Regions from separate parts of the Homo sapiens genome. Here region 2 is linked to region 1. The links are chromatin loops, found by intact Hi-C in ENCODE. Cell type or tissue: chondrocyte. All regions are shown on one strand. Each heading gives the region's core, and the rest is flanking DNA. Links, peaks and the distances in the headings are about the cores only.

Evidence for each region. Hi-C counts contacts between places; a loop is a spot of excess contacts. Peaks named below come from ENCODE experiments on the same cell type or tissue, not always from the same donor. Only the 100,000 strongest peaks of a DNase experiment are listed, where the experiment ranks them.
Region 2: a loop joins it to region 1, with 2.1 times the contacts of the local background. A loop is called at or near these places in 4 of 110 quality-filtered maps.

The regions. Positions count from the first base shown.
Region 1 is chr18:57,351,116-57,356,209 of GRCh38, forward strand. It overlaps ST8SIA3 (ST8 alpha-N-acetyl-neuraminide alpha-2,8-sialyltransferase 3), which reads left to right and starts at 1,442. Exons shown (of 4, transcript NM_015879.3): 1 at 1,442-1,910; 2 at 3,287-3,409. The coding sequence starts at 1,732. In chondrocyte, for the core only: no CTCF peak of the experiment used is centred there; a DNase peak (open chromatin) is centred at 2,686.
Region 2 is chr18:57,103,778-57,107,351 of GRCh38, forward strand. No RefSeq gene overlaps it. Among named protein-coding and RNA genes, the nearest start is that of LINC-ROR, 33 kb to the left of the region's middle. In chondrocyte, for the core only: no CTCF peak of the experiment used is centred there; no DNase peak of the experiment used is centred there.

The DNA of each region.
Region 1 (5,094 bases), core at 1,505-4,004:
GCTCATCAGGTCTTCAAACATTTAGCAAGCATGACATGTGTAAGAGACAGTATTGGAGAAGTAAGACAAGCCTTGCTCTGCCGAAGCTTACAATCCAGGAGCTCACCCCTTCAAGGAATTTACAGCCTCCAGACAGATAATAACATTAGGTCCATGAAAGCCTACAAGGCAAGAAGTTCAGGAGAGAAAGAAGTCATAACCATCTTGGAAGAATCTCAACTTGTTTTATCAGAACTCAAACGCCAATTTCTCACCCCTAGCTTCCCTCATTAGTGCTTATTAACTAGTATTGGGAGGACCAAGCGAAGAGTAAAGCTAGGGTAGCAGAGGCCATAAGCTAATTGCAAAGGACAGAGCTAAAGAAACATGCTAGTTTCCCCTGAGCACCCAACTGCATGACTGAAAATGGATTAATTTGTATTTCTAATGGATATACAAGAAACACGTGAATATGCTAAAATAAATTTAAGGTCAAGCAATGCAAAGTGTTAGTGCGTTTGCCTTCCACTCTCAGAGGCAGCCTCTATTATTTGGTTCTTGGGCTGCTTCATAAAAAGTTCTGTGTTTTTTAATGGCCTCAGCTTTTGGGAGGCTCAGGCCACCTAGCCCATCAGGAGACCAGGCCCGAAGGATGGATCTGAAGAGTGGGCAACGGAGAGTTAAACCAGGGCTGACTTCAACAGGCCCAGTCAAGTCAGGGGCAAGCACATTGTCCATCCACTGGAAGACGGAAAGGGGAGAGGAAGGCAGGCCCTCCCGACTCACAGGTCACCTCGCAACTTTGCTAGGCACTACCCACCCTTTAGGGATAAGTGAAGTATGTGGTGGGCATACAAGGCGCACAGGGGAGTCATTCTGGCAAATTCCAAGAAGGTTTTAAGGGCTCCCGAGGCAGGCAGGCCCAGTTGCTGTTTGGAGCTTCCTTTGGGGTGGGAGGATGGCGGGGGCAGGGGGCCGGGGCGGTGCCTTAACGAGGGGAGATGCTTTTAAATAGCTGCCTTCCAAAAACCATCCTCCCTGCTTCTTTGAGAAGCACCCAGCTGTTGTTTACCCTCCAGGACAGCAAATCCGGTTATTTGTCTCTCTATTCCGTGATATTATAAAGTAATGAATGGTCCATTAAACTAAGTTTGGGATCCCGTCTCCCCACAGCCACCTCCTCGCCGGCACCCTCAGCCGGGGAGGCCGTAGGCTCGGGCTGCAGCCTGGCAGCCTCAGTCCCCCTCCCTCCACCATTTCCCTCTACTCCCTCCCTCTCCTGCACCCCCTCCCCCCGGTTATTTGGGAGATTAGAGTTCATTAATTAAATCCTGTGCTTAGATCGAACTGTAACATTATTCCAATCACATTTATCTTGCAGGCGGCGGAGGAGATGGCAGCCTCGCTGGAAACGCGCGGGGGAGCCTGAGCCGGCGGCCGGGGACGCACGGCGCTGCGCGCTCCTTCGCCACGCCGCCGCGCAGCCCCTCCATCTTCCTGCTCGGCACCGGGCCCCGCGCGCCCCTGCCTACGGGGTCCCGCTGCTCTCCGGGGCTCCTGCCAGCCCCAACCCCCGGCCCCGGTGGCCTCCCCCCACCCCCGCCCGGGTCCCCCTCCTCCGCCACACGCGCGCGCGCTCACACACACACACACACACACACACACACACACACACATATATACACGCCAGCGAGCTGCTGGCCGCTCAATGGACCGATTTCCCCGGTTTCCCTGAACCCAGCCCAGCCCGGGATGAGAAACTGCAAAATGGCCCGGGTCGCCAGTGTGCTGGGGCTGGTCATGCTCAGCGTCGCCCTGCTGATTTTATCGCTCATCAGCTACGTGTCCCTGAAAAAGGAGAACATCTTCACCACTCCCAAGTACGCCAGCCCGGGGGCGCCCCGAATGTACATGTTCCACGCGGGATTCCGGTGAGTGCGGGCCTCTGTGTTAGTGCCCTCGGGAATTTGGTTGATGGGGTGTTTGGGGAAGGGAAGGCGTGGGGGAGGGGTGTTTTGGCCTCTCCGAGACTCTTTGGGCCAGATAACTGCGCGGTCCTTCCACTCCTCTCTCTAATTCTCCCTTCCCCCTCCCTGTTATTTTTTTTTTAACCCAAAGCCCCTAGAAGCCGCTGTCCAAATCGATGTGATTGCATTTCTCGTATTCTTCCTCAGCATCCCTTCCCTCATTTCAGAAATGGGGGTTGGGGGAGGCTTTCAGGAGGGTGAGGGTGGAGGGAAAGACGGTGTGTTTGTTCGGGAGGGGGCGGCGAGCAGAGATGGACAGGCGTGAGGGGAGCGCCCTCCCCGCGCCCTGTCCGCAGACTCCGCGGGCCGGGCCCGGGGCGGTGCTGGCGGTTTAATGGCGCAGGCGCCGGACTCCCCTCGCGCCCTCCTCCTTTACTCCCCCACGCCTATCAAAGGACACGCGGGTTTATTCTCAGGAAGCCCCTGGGGCGTTCTCTCTCAACCCTTTCCCCCGCAGCCACCGCCCCCCACCAGCTTTCCGGGATTTCTGCAATTCCCCCGCCCCCTGCGGGAAGCGAGCCTCGGAAGGGCCGCCCACCCTCGCCAGGTCGGAGTCACCGCTCCGCGCTGGGCCGGCCTGTGAAGGCTCCAGGCGCAGCTTGACGCCGCTCTGCGAGAGCCCCCGCCCCGCTCTGTGACCCCGGGAACTCTCCCAGCAGGGCCTCCTGACGGGCAGGTGGCAACTACAAAGTGCCACCTGTGGTCCAAGCTGGGACCGAGGCGAGGAACCCAGAGGAGCCTCGCCTGGACCGAGGAGCGGAGTAGGCCGGCGGCCCCCGGGGGTCCCCAGCCAAGTTATAGGAAGTGAAATCGGACGTGGGTTTGGGAAGGAAGAGGTTAAGGCAGGAACCACCCCCAGACTTTCCCTGGGTCTCCGGTTTCCTCTGCCCTTTCTCCAAAAACAATTCTATGGGGCTGCAAAGGCGTAGCGGGTCAGGCTGGCGGGGCGGCCGCTGTCCGCGGTGCTGATTCCCTGGTCCTCGCAGCGCCGCGGGCTCCAGCCCTGCGCCCGGCGTGCGCCCTGCTCTCCGCATGACGGCCATTTTATGGTCTCTCCGGCACCCGGAGGGATGGACAATGCAGATGGGGTTCCCTAGTTTTCTTTTTTTCTCTCGGGTGTGTGTGGGAGCAGAGGGTGGACCAAATGAGAGGGGCTCCGGGACGGAACGGAGCCCGCACGCGTACCAGCCGCCCTCGCCCCAGCCGCTGCACTTTAATGGCTACCTCGGCTTCCCCGAGCTGAGGCCAGCACGCTTGTCTGTGCTCATGCTCCTCTCCAGGTCACAATTTGCGCTGAAGTTTCTAGACCCGTCATTCGTGCCCATTACGAATTCTCTCACCCAGGAACTCCAAGAGAAACCTTCTAAGTGGAAATTTAATCGGACAGCGTTTTTACATCAAAGGTAGGATAGGAGGAAAAGATCCAAAAGGTGCTTTTAAGAATTCAAGAGCTCAAAACAAAACAAAACAAAAACAAGCAAACAAAAACATCTAAAACAACAAACATCTATACGCCCCACCCTCACCATCAGGTGTATCTGCATTGTTTTCTTGGCATGACTGCACAAAGCAATGATCAGGAACCTTCTCCTGTGTGTGTAGTGTCCTCTCATAAAAAGGACATATCAGGACCAATTTGAATAGCAAAAAAAAAAAAAAGCATTCCACTTGGGCTTGATTGAGCACCATGATTTACAGCTAACAAGTCTGGCAAGTACTGCCAAAGCCATCTATTTAAAAAAAAAAAACAGACAAAAGGTTAGTTGCAAAAAGACCACCCAATGCATTTTCATTTCCTCACTGAAAAAAACTTGAAAAATAGAATAAAGTGGTATTGTTTCTTTGAAACACACGGAAAATGCCATAATCTGTCTCCATCAAATTACTCGTGAAAATGCTGGCCCAAATGTATGTAGATATTTAACTATGGTTTTGTTTTGGTTTTGCCTGTTTTCATTGTCTTTACAGCTTTTAACTTACTGTAAAGGTACCTAACTTAATTCCTACTAATTGTAGCGGTTTCATTTTATACACATAAGATGGTTTTGAGGTTTTGTTTTTTTAGGTGGAAGAAGGATGAGATTTGTTCAAATGTATTTATTCTGCTCAGTGATTCTGGTCTACTCTTAGCAAACCACGATAACTCATTACTCCTTCCTTCATGGTGGGATTATTTTACTGCTAAATGGGATGTGAGCCATCTAGCGTATTCATTAGAAGTGTGAATACTTATTTTACAAACCACTCTATTTAGGGAGTTGTGTTTTGATCTTAGCATTTCTAGTTATTGCTCTCTCTCTCTTTTAAAAGTTTAATCTATGGGCAGAATTAAAACAAATTCAGTGGGTATTCATGGTCTCATGAAAATACTGTTCAGATGAAAAGTCAGCATACAGTCATATGATTAACATTTTAAAAACACTTATGTTTAATTATAAATTAGTTCATGAAAATTGATCAATTCTAAAACTCTAGAAGTGTTTTTTTAATAATTGGGTTTTAATTCAATATTAATTTTATGGACAACCCAGAACGTTTTCATGGGTAGAACACATTCTAGCTTTCCCCAAAACATGTTTCTAACTCAATAAAAAATATTCTTCCCACACTAGGCCATGTGACCCAAATGACCAGTCAGAAGAATATTTCCTTCTCAAAACTTCGCTCATTTTAATTAATTAGATAATCTTTCATTAAATTTTTACCAGTAGCATTTTAAATCTGCCTTACCTTTTTAACAACTTGTAAGAGTGGTACTGGTAACTTGGGGAGTTTCAAAGATTTCAGTTGCTGTTGCCTCTATTTTGAAGAATGAAGTCATTTTTAAATTAAAATTCCAAGCAACGGATGATGTGCAAAGCATTTCATTTCATTCCTGCTACATTTAGGCAAAAGTTATAAGAAATTCACTGGGTTTACTTAACATCGGAGAATCTAGCAGCAGTAGCATGTTACCAGTCTCTCTTGAATGTTTTAAATAGCTAAACTTTAAGAAGAGATACTTAATTTTACTTAAAGCTCAATATGAAAGCAACGTGAAATTAGTTCTAAGTATCAGTCTTGCCTTGTTTATGTACTGAATTGCTAG
Region 2 (3,574 bases), core at 1-2,500, 250 kb before region 1:
CAGCAGAGGCTGCAGAACAGCAAAGATTGCTGCCTGCTCCTTCTTCTGGAAGCTTCGTTCCAGAGGGGCATCTACCAGATGCCAGCCAGAGCTCTCCTATATGAGGTGTCTGTTGACCCCTGCTGGGAGATGTCTCCCTGTCAGGAGGCACAGGGGTCAGGGACCCACTTGAGGAGGCAGTCTGTCCCTTAGCAGAGCTCGAGTGCTGTGCTGGGAGATCTGCTGTTCTCTTCAGAGCCAGCAGGCCAGAACATTTAAGTCCGCTGAAGCTGCGCCCATAGCTGCCCCTTGCCCTAGGCACAGCCCCTTTCCCCGGGGGCTTTGTCTCAGGGAGATGGGAGTTTTAGCTATAAGCCCCTGACTGAGGCTGCTGCTTTTCTTTCAGAGATGCCCTGCACAGACAGCAGGAATCTAGAGAGGCAGTCTGGCTACAGAAGCTTTGTGGCACTGTAGTGGGCTCCAGCCAGTCCAAACTTTCTGGTAGCTTTATTTACACTGTGAGGGGAAAACCTCCTACTCAAGCCTCAGTAATGGTGGACACCCCTCCTTCCACCAAGCTTGAGCATCCCAGGTTGACTTCACACTGCTGTGCTGTGCAGCAAGAATTTCAAGCCAGTGGATCTTAGTTTGCTGGGCTCCATGGGGGTGGGATCCACTGAGCAAGACTTCTTGTCTCCCTAGCTTCAGCCCCCTTTCCAGAGGAGTGAACAGTTCTGTCTCACTGGTGTTCCAGGTGCCACCAGGGGGAAAAAAAAAACACAAAAACAACAACAAAAAAACTTCTGCAGCTAGCTCAGTCTACCCAAACAGCTATCCAGTTTTGTGCTTGAAACCCAGGGCCCTTGTGGTGTAGGCACCTGAGGGAATCTCCTGGTCTGTGGGTTGTGAAGACTGAGGGAAAACCATAGTATCTGGACTATCTGGACTAGATAGCACCATCCTTCATGGCAAGTCCCTCACGGCTTCCCTTGTCTAGGGGAGGGAGTTCCCCGACCCTTTGTGCTTCCTGGTGAGGCAACTCCCCACCCTGCTTTTGCTTGCCCTCTGTGGGCTGCACCCACTGTCTAACCAGTCCCAGTGAGATGAACTGGGTACCTCAGTTGGAAATGTGGAAATCATCCATCTTCTGCGTTGGTCTCACTGGGAGCTGCAGACTGGAGCTGTTCCTATTGGGCCATCTTGCCTGGGAATCGAGTTCACATATTTTTAAAGCCCTTCACATGACTTTGATATAAAAACAGATTAAGAAATGACTGATCAGCTGGGTGCAGTGGCTCACGCCTGTAATCCCAGCACTTTGGGAGGCCAAGGTGGGCAGATCACGAGGTCAGGAGAACGAGACCATCCTGGCTAACATGTTGAAACCCCATCTCTACTAAAAATACAAAAAATTAGCTGGGCCTGTAATCCTAGCTACTCAGGAGGCTGAGGCAGGAGAATCTCTTGAACCTGGGAGGCAGAGGTTGCAGTGAGGTGAGATCGCACCACTGCACTCCAGCCTGGATGACAGAGTGAGACTCTGTCCAAAAAAAAAAAAAAAAAGAAAGAAATAACTCATCCAGTACCCAGTAGCAATACTTTTTAAAAAGTCAGTGACTTTCTAAAGTATTTGGTATTATGAAAGACTCTATTCTTTATTTAGTATAATTTGTTAAAAATCATATTAGGAGTGTCATAGTTCTCTAAACCAATCCTATGACATGTAGAAATAGATAGTGAGATAGGCATCTATTGGGTTTCCTGCCTAACAATACCCCTTGTGTAGGAACTCCCCACTACACACATGGTTCACATGTGATTCTACCACCCTGAAACACAGTTAATTGATCCAAGAAGAAGGATGTTACTTCACCTGGAACAACGATCTTTTCTTTGATAATTTTGGATTTGAGACTGTTAGTCTGCTTGGACTGCCATAACAAAATATCATAAATTGGGTGGCTTAAATACCAGAGATTTCTATCTCACAGTTTTAGAAGCTGTGTGAGCTGATTCAATTTCTGCTGAGGGCTCTCTTCCTGGCTTGCAGATGGCAGCCTTCTCAGTATGTCCTCACATGGCCTTTCCTTGGTGAGTGCTTATGGAAATACAGAGAAAGATCTCTTTCTCTCTCTTCCTTTCTTTAGGAGGCCATATTCTTACTGGATTAGGAGTCTACTCTTAAGACCTCATTCAACCTTAATTACCTCCTAAAAGCTCTAGCTCCAAATACAGTCACACTGGGAGTTAGGGTTTTAACGTATGAATTTTGGGGGAACACAATTCAGTACATATCAGGGACTAAAAGCGTTCAGTTATTTCACTATGGATCTGTGAGGCTCAGAGCTTGAAAAACACCATTGTTCTCTGCTATGTGGAGAAAGAGGGTGTGTAGAGAGAAGGAATAACACAGTTGACATCCAAGTAAAGCAGACACAAGAAACAGAGAGTAGTCTTGATATTGTCATATTCCTGGTACCAGCTGTTTCTGAATCTCAGATGAATCCTTTCCCTTTTAGGGTCTTGGTTTTTCTGTGAGGTGCCCCAGTTTCCTCCCAATAAATTGTTCATTTGTCTAGATTCAGTTGGTCTCTCCTATTTATAATCAAAAGGCAGTCTTGGCTATTATCATTTCCACAATATCAAAATAGATTTTTAATAAAAAGTAAGTAGAAATAAAAATAGTATTCAAAAATATAGAATTTTATCTGTGATTGCAAAATTAACCTCAAAAGACATCCTGGAACTTTGATATCCCACTTCAGATTTGGAGCTGAGAAAATCATGATCACAGGACACACTAGGGGTGTTTCCCTTGGCCATGTGCCTGCAAATCAAAGTGATGTGTCCACAGGCTACCCATCTACAGACAACTCCAATGCTTTTTATAGTACCAAGATCATGTTTATCCTAATTTGCTCTCGCTCTTAAAAAAGTATATGGCCCATAACATGTATCCTATTTCCATTTCAGGGCCCCGTGTCTGTCTTGTTGGGCTTAAGACATGTATTGTTCTCTTGGCTTCACATTGAGATCTCACTAAAGGGCTTTACTTCAGAAACACTTTTAGCCATTTTTTACTCTCAGCCACCTTGGGGATGTCACGCCTTGGGAAAATCCTAGTTTAAGAAACTTGAGCTGCAATGTTGGGCTATGGCTAATGGCATGGTGGAGCCAGCTTGCACTAGCCCATGAGAGCTGATTGCACATATCTTCTCTCAGCTTTGTGTTTAGTGACGTCTCGTGAGTGGCTTGAAGTCAGCCATTGTAGGAGTGCTGCTTATATCATGGAAATTGGAAAACACTACAAATTATGTGTTTTTTTTTTCTTGGAGAGCTATTGGTTAAACATATATCAGCACATCACAAGCTATCACCCACTTGACAGTCCCTTTCCTGGTGAGACATTAAAAAAGAGAACTGGCTTTGAAATGTCTGGTTAAGTATATATAATTTATAAGATTTATAAGATTTATAATTTATAATCATTATAGACTTCTGCTTTTCCCACTCAGGCTGGACAGTCACTGCTTTTGCTAATATCAGTACCATGGACAGCAATTCTGCAAAGTGGCTGAAACGAGAGCCAAAAATA